2 separate regions of the Homo sapiens genome follow, and region 1 is linked to region 2. Evidence: read pairs that join two places in POLR2A ChIA-PET (ENCODE). Cell type or tissue: Panc1. All regions are shown on one strand. Links, peaks and the distances in the headings refer to the core of each region. The heading gives the core; the rest is flanking DNA.

The links. ChIA-PET counts read pairs that join two places held together with the same protein. Peaks named below come from ENCODE experiments on the same cell type or tissue, not always from the same donor. Only the 100,000 strongest peaks of a DNase experiment are listed, where the experiment ranks them.
Region 1: POLR2A ChIA-PET joins it to region 2 with 7 read pairs; 4 of 35 experiments call an interaction of 5 or more read pairs at or near these places.

The regions. Positions count from the first base shown.
Region 1 is chr9:124,898,271-124,904,365 of GRCh38, forward strand. GOLGA1 (golgin A1) reads right to left here. Exons shown (of 23, transcript NM_002077.4): 13 at 2,182-2,277; 14 at 1,059-1,208; 15 at 279-374. Among named protein-coding and RNA genes, the nearest start is that of ARPC5L, 39 kb to the left of the region's middle. RefSeq lists enhancers at 1,954-2,467, 5,090-5,590. In Panc1, for the core only: no CTCF peak of the experiment used is centred there; a DNase peak (open chromatin) is centred at 3,641.
Region 2 is chr9:125,221,911-125,228,005 of GRCh38, forward strand. RABEPK (Rab9 effector protein with kelch motifs) reads left to right here. Exons shown (of 8, transcript NM_005833.4): 6 at 6,000-6,095. Among named protein-coding and RNA genes, the nearest start is that of HSPA5, 16 kb to the right of the region's middle. In Panc1, for the core only: no CTCF peak of the experiment used is centred there; no DNase peak of the experiment used is centred there.

The DNA of each region.
Region 1 (6,095 bases), core at 549-5,548, 320 kb before region 2:
ACCAGCATCACCTCTAACCAACTATGCAACTTGCACAAACGGTTTACCCTCGGAACCTCAATGACATTAACTGCCAAATGAATGTAATTCTTCCTACTGTCCTGGATCCCTGAGAGAACTTAATGAAGTGGCAATTTCTGGCCGATGCCTAACAGAACTATTGAACAAATGCTAATTCTCCTCCTCCTGTACTGTAAGTATGAGAAGTGGGGCACTGTAAATACACATGTAGAAAACATGAACACTTTTATGAAACTTTGATTCAATTAGATAAATACCTTCAGCTTCTTTAGTTCAAATTGGTGATTTTGTAAAGAACGTTCATATTCATTCCTGCATTCTTTAAGGGCTGCATTTTCTTGCTCCAGTTGTCTCTGCCAATTCAGAAGAACACATATAAAAGAAGTCTTCACTACCATATTTCCCTGGGCACAGGGAGCATGGACCAGGAAGAAGGCATAGGGAGGAACAATATACATTTTAAAAGCCAATGGGAAGAAGCAGAGGGGACTGGTCAGAAAGTAGGAAGTCTCTGTGGAAACTCCAAGGAAAAAGAAAACCCATCTGTTTTGTTTTATAAAAAGCAGCCTTTATACATCCAGTCTCATGAGCAGGTGTCTCTGGAAAGATAAGAACTGCTCTCGGCTGGGTGCGGTGGCTCATGCCTATAATTCCAGCACTTTGGGAGGCTGAGGTGGGCAGATCCCTTGAGCCTAGGCGTTCAAGACCAGCCTGGGCAACACAGTGAGACCTTGTCTCTCCAAAAAATTTAAAAATTAGCTGGCTGTGGTGGTGCACGCCTGTAGTCCCAGCTACTTGGGAGGCTGAGGTGGCAGGATCACTTGAGTCTGAGAGGTCGAGGCTGCAGTCAGTTGTAATCATGCCACTGTGCTCCAGCCTGGGTGACAGAGTGAGACCCTGTCTCAAACAAAAAAAAAGCTGCCTTCTAAAGTGGTTTCCTAGTGCAGAGGTGGTGACACACTGTCAAGCACGAGGCTGACTTCGCTGTGGGGGACCCTGGTGCTCCTGGGCCCACCCTCTCTTAGCTCTTCACTCACCATCCCTTGCTCTGCGGTGGTCTGGTCAGCTGCCCGCGTTCTCTCCAGGGCCACTATCTGGGCTTCTAGCGCCTGGGTGCGCTCCAAGAACTGCTGCTCCAGAGCAAGGGCCTGCTGCTGCACATGGCTGCTCTCCTGGTTGGCGGCAGCCTGCGGGGAGACCAAAGGACGGTCAGTCAGGGTGACAATGGTTTCCAGTGGGGGATCTTAGTCTGGCCCTAGGTGAGAAGATGAGTATCCAACAGAAACAACTCTCTCCTGACCCCATCCCCCCTGGCGTTGCTGAGGTCCCCCCTGCAGGCTCTGCCTGTTGCTCCTGGACCCTGGCCTGTCCAGAAGATGGAGTCTTGATGTCATCACTCCATCCTCAAGGTGTGTGGGGACAGCTCTGGGCACCAGCCAGCCCTTAGACACAGGCCTCCTTCACACTACTCAGTGTTGCCTCAGTGGCTGCGGCTTTCCCTGGGGAGAAATTATACTGGGGAGGCAGTATAATACAGCAATGAAGAACAGGGCTTTGACAGGAGAAAGATGTGGATTCTGCCATTTACTGGCTGCGAGCCTGTGGGCTACTGAGCCAATCTTTCTGAGCTTGCCTCGTCTACAGGATGAGGATGACAGTGCATAATTCTCAGGTCTCCTGCAAGGACTAAACGAAAACACGTGCATAGCACTGAGCACAGTGCCTGGGACATGGCGAATATGAAATACACGCTGGCTGGTTTGATTTCCCTATCTTCTAACTCCACACCACGCTTGGCCTGTCATCACAGGCCATCCTCCCCAGAGTCTGGACTTGTTCTCCCCGCCCCTGATTGCAAGTTGAGGCTTGACTCCTAGCGGAGCTGCCACCTCTGACAGCCCCAGGACCAGGCTGGACCAGAAGGTGGGATGTAAGGTGGAAAGGAGCTGCTGGTGCACCTCCCAGGTAACTCAGGCCCACCATTAGGTCCTGACTCCCTCCACCCCCTGCTGCTGGCCTGCTCACATCCAGCACAAGAACTGTATCTATGGGCAGGTCCAGGTACCGTTGCCGAAGTTCGGAATGAGTTTGGAGCATCTGCAAAGGCCTGGAGAGAAAGCATTAAGGGCCTGGAATGCAGCAGCTCCAATAAGCACTTACGAGCTCCTGTATCTGAGTTTCCTGGGCAGCCACAATGCCCTTGCTCTGTTGGAGCTGCTCCTCAGAGGCCTGCAAGGTCTGCTCCAGTTCTCTCACCTGAGAGGGAAGCAGAAGCATTCTTTCTGTTCACAAGAAGCTGAAGAGTGGTAACAAATGGCTTTAAAATGCAAAGCGATTTAAATAAAACAGGTACATTATAGAAAAATGTAACCTGAGAAAAAAGATACTGCATAAGTCTACCATTATAAAACACTAGCATTCTAACGTATTTTCTTAAACTCTCTTTTAATGACTTTTGTTTATAGCTTTATATAAAGTTTTAATAGGACAATGTAAAACTTTGTATCTTTTCCCTACTCTTAAATGTCCTTCTGTCTCCATGTAATCTTTAGACCTCAGATTATTATTTCCTCTAGAGTGTTTTGTAATTTACTGACCCATTTGCCTACTGTGCTGCCTACTTAGGCTTTCTGTTTTTCCCATCTAAAAGAATGCAGCAATTAACATCTTCACACAGTATTTTTTTTTTTTTTTTTTTGAGATGGAGTCTTGCTCTGTCGCCCAGGCTGGAGTGCAGTGGCATGATCTCCACTCACTGCAAGCTCCGCCTCCTGGGTTCACGTCATTCTCCTCCCTCAGCCTTCTGAGTAGCTGGGACTACAGGTGCCCGCTACCATGCCCAGCTAATTTTTTGTATTTTTAGTACAGACAGGGTTTCACTGTGCTAGCCAGGATGGTCTTGATCTCCTGACCTCGTGATCCACCTGCCTTAGCCTCCCAAAGTGCTGGGGCTACAGGCGTGAGCCACCATGCCCGGCCTATTTTTTTTTTTTTTTTTGAGATGGAGTGTCACTCTGTCATCAGGCTGGAGTGCAGTGGCGTGATCTCAGCTCACTGCAACCTCCGCCTGCTGGGTTCAAGCGATTCTCCTGCCTCAGCCTCCTGGGTAGCTAGGACTACAAGCGCACGCCACCACGCCCAGCTATTTTTTTTTTTTTTTTGAGATGGAGTCTCACTCTGTTGCCCAGGCTGGCGTGCAGTAGTGCAATCTTGGCTCACTGTAACCTCCACCTCCTGGGTTCAAGTGATTCTCCTACCTCAGCCTCCTGAGTAGCTAGGGACTACAGGCACATGCCACCACACCCAGCTAATGTTTTGTATTTTTAGTACAGACAGGGTTTCACCATGTTAGCCAGGATGGTCTCGATCTGCTGACCTCGTGATCCGCCCACCTCGGCCTCCCAAAGTGCTGCAATTACAGGCATGAGCCACCGCACCTGGTTGCTAATTTTTGTATTTTTAATAGAGACGGGGTTTCACCATGTTGGCCAGGACACACAGTATTTTTTTAACTGGTTTGAATCACTTCCTTAGGACAGATTCCTTGAAGTGGAATTACTGTTCACAATACAAATTCAGGATTTACTCATTCCACAAATACTGAGCAAGACTGACTCCATACCAGGAACTGCACCTGGGCACGAGGCCAGTGCCGTGAGTGGGACAGATGTAGACTGGCCCTCAGGGACTCACTGTCTAGTACTGAGTTGCACTTGGCTCTCCAAGATGGCAGTTTTACCAGATTCAAGCTACATCTATGAATTTCTCTTAGAAAGCCTTCTTATTTACTGAATAAGGTCTGGCCTTGGGGAGCTTTATTATTATTATTATTATTTTTGAGATGGAGTCTCGCTCTGTCGCCCAGGCTGGAGTGCAGTGGCATGATCTCGGCTCACTGCAAGCTCCACCTCCCGGGTTCACGCCATTCTCCTGCCTCAGCCTCCTGAGTAGCTGGGACTACAGGCAACTGCCACCATACCCAGCTAATTTTTTCTATTTTTTAGTAGAGACGGGGTTTCACTGTGTTAGCCAGGATGGTCTCGATCTCCTGACCTCATGATCCGCCTGCCTTGGCCTCCCAAAGTGCTGGGATTACAGGTGTGATTCACCGCGCCCAGCTGGGGAGCTTTATTATTAAACATAAGCACAAGGAAGGCTGTATGCAGCTTGGTGAAGGAGAGGTAGACACACAAGGAGAGGATTTTTTTTCTTTTTGAGACAGTCTTGCTCTGTCGCCCAGGCTTGAGTGCAGTGGCGCGATCTCGGCTCACTGAAAGCTCCGCCGCCTCCTGGGTTCACGCCATTTTCCTGCCTCAGCCTCCTGAGTAGCTGGGACTACAGGCGCCTGCCACCATGCCCAGCTAATTTTTTGTATTTTTAGTAGAGACAGGGTTTCACCGTGTTAGCCAGGATGGTCTCGATCTCCTGACCTTGTGATCCGCCCGCCTCAGCCTCCCAAAGTGCTGGGATTACAGGCATGAGCCACCGTGTCCAGCCAAGGAGAGGACGTTTTTAAGGCCTAGGCTCCTCACATACATTCACATCTTAGATTTAACCGAAACAATCCCATGAGAAAGGGGCTACTAGTCCACGGAGAAGAACAGGATTGTTACTAGCTCATGACTGCAAATTTTATTGGTGGTAGCGCCAAAACTAAGACGTTGTTTTACACTCCTGAGATCAGAAAATACCTAAGTCTCAATTTAGAAGCCAAGTTCAAGATAGATTCAGATCTTCAAGAGATTAAAGAAAAAGTTACCATATCACCCTGCAATTTTATTCCTAGGTATACACTGAAGAGAAATGAAAACACTAAGTCCACACAAAAACCTTGTACAGGAACGTTCATGGTAGCATTATTCACAACAGCCAAAAGATAGAAACAACGCAAATGTCCATCAAAAGCTGGGTGTGGGTTGGGTGCGGTGGCTTATGCCTGTAATCCCAGCATTTTGGAAGGCCAAGACGGGTGGATCACTTGAGGCCAGGAGTTCGAGACCAGCCTGGCCAACATGGCAAAACCCTATCTCTGCTAAAAATACAAGGCGTGGTGGTCTATATGTGTAGTCCCAGCTACTCAGAAGGCTTAGGCACAAAAACTGCTTAAACCTGCGGGGTGGGGGTTGCAGTGAGCCAAGATCGCACCACTGCACTCCAGCCTGGGCAACAGAGCGAGATTTTGTCTAAAAAAAAAAAAGCTATGCCTTTGCCTCCCTAAGTACTGGGCTTACAGAACGGGGGCTCGTGCCTGCAAGCCAAGCACTTAGGGAAACAAAGGTATAGCTTGAGCCCAGGAATTGGAGACCTGCCTGGGCAACATAGGGAGACCCTGTTCTCCACAAAAAGGGGAGAAAAAGACCAAAAAAAAAAAAAAAAAAAAAGACAAATGGAATTCAAGTGTTCATCAATGAATGAATGGAGAAACAAAATGTGGTCTATACATATAATGGAATATTATTCAGTCTTAAAAAGGAATAGGCCAGGCACAGTGGCTCATACCTGTAATCCCAGCACTTTGGGAGGCCGAGGTGGGCGGGTCACAAGGTCAGGAGATTGAGACCATCTTGGTCAACATGGTGAAACCCCATCTCTACTAAAATGCAAAAAATTAGCCAGGCGTGGTGGAGCGTGCCTGTAGGCGCGCGCCTGTAGTCCCAGCTACTCGGGAGGCTGAGGTAGGGGAATTGCTTGAACCTAGGAAGCGGAGGTTGCAGTGAGCCGAGATCGTGCCACTGCACTCCAGCCTGATGACGGAGCAAGACTCCATCTCAAAAAAATTCTAAAAAAAAAAAAAATTCTGTTAAAAAAAAAAAAGGAATGAAAGTCTGACATATGCTACAACATAGATGAACACTGAAGATGTATATACTAAGTCAAATAAGCCAGACACAAAAGGACAAACATTGTATGATTCCACCAACAGGAGGTATCTAGAGTGTCCAAACTCAAAGAGACAGAAAATAGAATGGTGGTTCCCAGACTGGGGTAGGAGGAATTGGGGAGTTACTGTTTAATAAGTATAGAGTTTCTGTTTGGGAAGATGAAAAAGTTTTGGAGATGGATGGTGGTGATGG
Region 2 (6,095 bases), core at 671-5,670:
GGTAATCTGCCCACTTCAGCCTCCCAAAGTGCTGGGATTACAGGCTTGAGCCACTGCACCCGGCCAGATTTTTGTATTTTTATTGTAGAGATGCAGTTTTGCCATGTTGCCCAGGCTGGTCTCAAACTCATGAGCTCAAGCAATCTGCCTGCCTCTGCCTGCCCACCTCTGCCACCACACTCAGCCAAAATTTTTACCTTGCAAAGTAAAATTGGGAAAATTAAGAGATAGCACATTCCCAAGCCAGAGTATTTGGGAAAAAAAAAAAAAAAGACACATCACAGTGTGACTTTTCTCTTTCCAGAAAGAATGGGCTTTGTGATTCTTTTAAAGCAGTTTTAAAAGTTTAAATAATATTGGTTTTGAATATATAAAACTATAAGGAACAAGAAAAAAAACATATGTATGTGTATATGTGTGTGTGTGTGTACATGTGTATGTACTATCACCCCAAAATTAAATTACTGTTAACATCTCAGTGTATTATCAATCTTTTTTTTTTAAGAACAGAGATAATTCAAACCAGATGTGGTGGCTCACGCCTGTAATGCCAGGACTTTGGGAGGCTGAGGAGGGCAGATTACTTGAGGTCAGGAGTTCAAGAGCAGCCTGACCAACATAGTGAAACCTCGTTGCTACTAAAAATACAAAAAATTAACTGGGCGTGGTGACGCACACCTGTAATCCCAGCTACTTGGGAGGCTGAGGCATGAGAATCACTTGAACCCCGGAGGCGGAGGTTGCAATGAGCCGAGATCTTGCCACTGCACTCCAGCCTGGGTGAGGGAGCAAGACTCTGTATCAAAAAAAAAAAAAAAAAAAAAAAAGGACAGAGATAATTCTATATGTTACATTTGCATCCTATATTTTTCACTTAAGCATTGTTCCATGCAATCAGAAAGTCTTCACCAGCATTTTGAAATGATGATTATTATATAAATATTAGAGTCAGGGTCTCACTGCATTGCCAAGGCTGGTCTCAAACTCCTAGCCTCAAGTGATCCTTCAGCTTTGGTCCCTCAAAGTGCTGGGATTACAGGCATTGAGCCACACCACCCGGCCTTCACCATCATTTTTAATAAGTGCTTAGGCCAGGCGCGGTGGCTCACGCCTGTAATCCCAGCACTTTGGGAGGCAGAGGCGGGTGGATCATGAGGTCAGGAGTTCGAGACCAGCCTGGCCAAGATGGTGAAACCCTGTCTCTACTAAAAATACAAAAATCAGCCAGGAATGGTGGCGGGCGCCTATAATCCCAGCTACTCAGGAGGCTGAGGCAGCAGAATTGCTTGAACCCAGGAGGCAGAGGTGGGTGGATTACCTGAGGTCAGGTAATCCTGGGCAACATGGTGAAACCCTGTCTCTACTAAAAATACAAAAAATTAGCTGGACGTGGTGGCAGGTGCCTGCCTGCCACCCTCTGCTGCAATCCCAGCTACTAGGGAGGCTGAGGCAGGAGAATCCCTTGAACCTGGGAGGTGGAGGTAGCAGTGAGCTAAGATCACGCCACTGCACTCTAGCCTGGGTGACAGAGCAAGGCTCTGTCTCAAAAAAATAAATAAATTTTTTAAAAAGTGTGTAATATTTCCTCATGGCTATACTAATAATTAAACCTGCTCATGGACACTTAGGCTATTTCCAATTTTTGTCTATTATAAACAATACTGTAATGAACAAGCCAGGTATGCTGACTCATGCCTATAATCCCATCGGCTCAGGAGGCTGGAGGACCGCTTGGGCCCAGGAGTTTGAGGATGTAGTGAGCCATAATTGCACCACTGCACTCCAGCCTTTGCAGTAGAGCGAGACCCTGACTCTAAAAAAAAAAAAAAAAAAAAAATGCTATAAGGAACATATTTATGCAGAAACCATTTCAGGTAATTTTAAATTAAATTCCTTGGGACACTGGGGACTCCTTGAACAACCAGCAGGCATACCATAAACAGTAATTCAAAGACAAATTGTTTGGCAGACCTTTGTTTCAAAGAGTTTTTGCAGGCTGGGCGCAGTGGCTCATGCCCGTAATCCTTTGGGAGGCCACTTTGGGACACCAAAGCAGGTGGATCCCTTGAGGTCAGGAGTTCAAAACTAGCCTTGACAACATGATGAAACCCTGTTTCAACTGAAAATACAAAAAATTATCCAGGCATGGCGGCAGGTGCCTATAATCCCAGCTACTCGGGAGGCTGAGGCAGGAGAATCGCTTCTCCTGGAGGAGGCAGAGGTTGCAGTGAGCCAAGATCGCACCACTGCACTCCAGCCTGGGCAACAGAGCAACACTCTATCTCAAAAAACAAAAACAAAACAAAAAAAAAAAACAACAGAGTTTTTGCAGTACTCCTTTAAGACTTTTCTGGTATATAGAAATGATTAATTTTCCAGAATTCTATATATGTACAGCTTTGAAGATAAGAAGGGTTGCCTGTAGTAAAACGTAATAATCATCATATTCATAACTCTCATGTATTGGGTACTTTTTTTTCCTTCATGCTTTATGTATATTATCTCATTTAATTCATACCTCAGCTCTTAAAAGTAGGTATTGTCTTTTTTTTTTTTTTTTGAGATGAAGTCACGCTCTGTTGCCCAGGCTGGAGTGCAATGACACAATCTTGGCTCACTGCAACCTCCACCTCCCGGGTTCAAGCAATTCTCCTGCCTCAGCCTCCCGAGTAGCTTGGACTGCAGGCACATGCCACCACGCCTGGCTAATTTTTAAAATATTCTTAGTAGAGATGGGGTTTTACTGTGTTAGTCAGGATGGTCTCGATCTCCTGACCTCGTGATCCGCCCATCTTGGCCTCCCAAAGTGCTGGGATTACAGTCATAAGCCACTGCGCCCGGCCAGTATTGTCTGTATCCTTATTTTACAGCCATAGAAACTGCAGCTTAGAGAAGTAATTGGTGAAAGGCCACATAGTTATATAGTGAGATAACCTGGTTTCAGCTCCAAATCCCATATTCTAACCATTATCCTATACTGCCACATCAGGAGTCCCTGCTAACTTTTATTTAAGACTAGTCTGTTTTTTTCCCCAACCCCTTCAGCAAATCAATTAAGTCTAGCAGGATGCAGTGGTGTGTGCCTATAGTCCCAGCTACTTGGGAGGCTGAGGTGGGAGGACCACTTGAGCCTAGGAGTTCCAGTCCAGCCTGGACAACATAGCAAGACCCCATCTCTAAAAATAATAATAAGACTGGGTGTGGTGGCTGACACCTGCAATCCCAGCACTTTGGGAGGCTGAGGTGGGTGGATCACTTGAGCCCAGGAGTTCAAGACCAGCCTGGGCAACATGGTCAATCCCTATCTCTACTAAAAATACAAAAATTAGCCAGGCATGATGGTGTGCACCTATAATCCCAGCTATTTGAAAGGCTGAGGCAGGAGAATTGCTTGAACCTGCGAGGCAGAGGTTGCAGTGAGAGCCAAGATCGTGCCATTGCACTCCAGCCTAGGCAACAAGAGCACAACTCCATCTCAAAAAAAAAAAAATGGCTGGATGCAGTGGCTCATGCCTGTAATCCCAGCACTTTGGGAGGCCCAGGGGGGTGGATCTCTTATGGTCAGGAGTTTGAGACTAGCCTAGCCAACATGGCAAAACCTCAGCTTTACTACAAATATGAAAAAATTTAGGATGGGCGCAGTGGCTCATGCCTATAATCCCAACACTTTGGGAGGCTGAGACAGGTGGATCATTTTAGGTCAAGAGTTTGAGACCAGGTTGGCCAACATGGTGAAACCCCGTCTCTACTAAAAATACAAAAATTAAGGGCCAGGAGTGGTGGCTAACGCCTGTAATCCCAGCACTTTGGGAGGCCGAGGCGGGCAGATCACGAGGTCAGGAGATCGAGACCATCCTGGCTAACACGGTGAAACCCCGTATCTACTAAAAAACATACAAAAAATTAGCCGGGCTTGGTGGTAGGCACCTGTAATCCCAGCTACTTGGGAGGCTGAGGCAGTTGACTCACTTGAACCTGGGAGGCGGAGGTTGCAGTGAGCTGAGATTGCACCATTACACTCCAGCCTGGGTGACAGAGGAAGACTCTGTTTCAAAAAAAAAAAAGAAAAAGAAAAAGAAAAAAAAAAAATTTAGCTGGGCGTGGTGGTGCACACTTGTAATCCCAGCTACTCAGGAGGCTGAGGCAGGAGAATCGCTTGAACCTGGAAGGCAGAGGTTGCAGCAAGCCAAGATCGCACCACTGCACTCCAGCCTGGGTAAGAGAGTAAGACTTTGTCTCAAAAAAAAAAAAAAAAAATTAGCTGGGTGTGGTTTTGGGTGCCTGTAATCCCACCTACTCAGGAGGCTGAGGCAGGAGAATCACTTGAACCTGGGAGGTGGAGGTTGCAGTGGGCGAAGATCGCACTTGTGCATCCTAGCCTGAGCAACAGAGCAAAACTCTGTCCCCCGACCCCCTGCAAAAAAAAAAAAAAAGTTGAGTGCCACTGACATAGACAAGTAACTTGTCCAAATATTAGTCATTAAGGGATGAAATTGTTATTGAAACATTACTTATAAAATAAATAAATAACAAGGCTGGGCACAGTGGCTCACACCTATATCCTAGCACTTTGGGATGCCGAGGTGGGCAGATTGCCTGAGCTCAGGAGTTTGAGACCAGTCTGGGCAACATGGTGAAACCCCGTCTCTATGAAAATACAAAATATTAGATGGGGCCGGGCACGGTGGCTCACGTCTGTAATCCCAGCACTTTGGGAGGCCAAGGTGGGCGAATCACGAGGTCAAGAGATCAAGACCAGTCTGGCCAACATGGTGATACCGCGTCTCAATTAAAAATAGAAAAATTAGCTGGGGGTGGTGGCATGTGGCTGTAGTCCCAGCTACTCGGGAGGCTGAGGCAGGAGAATTGCTTGAACCGGGGAGGCGGAGGTTACAGTAAGCCGAGATTGTGCCACTGCACTCCAGCCTGGGCGACAGAGCGAGACTCTGTCTGCAAAAAATAATAATAATAAATAGAAGCCAGGCGTGGTGACTCACGCCTGTAATCCCAGCACTTTGGGAGGCCAAGGTGGGCAGATCACCTAAAGTCAGGAGTTCGAGACCAGCCTGACCAACATGGAGAAACCCTGTCTCTACTAAAAATACAAAAATTAGCTGCATGTGGTGTTGCATGCCTGTAATCCCAGCTACTCTGGAGGCTGAGGCAGGAGAATCGCTTGAACCTGGGAGGCAGAGGTTGCAGTAAGCTGAGATCATGCCATTGCACTCCAGCCTGGGCGACAAGACCGAAACTTTGTCTCAAATAATAATAATAATAATGATAATAATAATACATTAAATAAATGAATAACAAGAAGATGACTCTGAAGGGCTGTCACAGAAACAGACTCATTCATTTTGACTTTGTGGCAGTTTTAGTTTGAAGCTAAAGAGGAGATCGTTTTTATTTCATAGCGAGAAATGGCTTCCGGGTGCTGAGTAGAAGGGGCAGGCATGTTTGGTAGTGGGCTCTCCAGCCCTAGAAGCATGCACGCAGAGCCTCTGTAGGACTTTTTTTTTTCTTTTTTTTAAGACAGAGTCTTGCTCTGTCGCCCAGGCTGGAATGCAATGGCGCAATCTCGGCTCACTTCAACCTCCACCTCTCGGGTTCAAGCAATTCTCCTGCCTCAGCCTCCCAAGTAGCTGGGATTACTAGGCACCTGCCACCACACCTGGCTAATTTTTTTTTTTTTGTATTTTTAGTAGAGACAGTGTTTCACCATGTTGGCCAGGCTGGCCTCGAACTCCTGACCTCAGGTGATCCACCTGTCTCGGCCTCCCAAAGTGCTGGGATTACAACTGTGAGCCACCGCAGCAGCCTATAGGATGTAAAAGGAGGGATGCCTGGATTGGCTGGGGGAGTTGGAGTGAATGACCCCAGGGTTGCTTCCTGCATGGGACAGCTCCGCTTGCTAGGAGGTGCTACAGAGGCTTGGGCCTGTTTCTCGTGTTCTTTTTTAATAGTTTTGCCATTTGATGTTATTGAATTTACTTTTCTAGACACTCTGACCTGGTCACAGCCAGAGACACTTGGAAATCCTCCATCTCCCCGGCATGGTCATGTGATGGTGGCAGCAGGGACAAAGCTCTTCATCC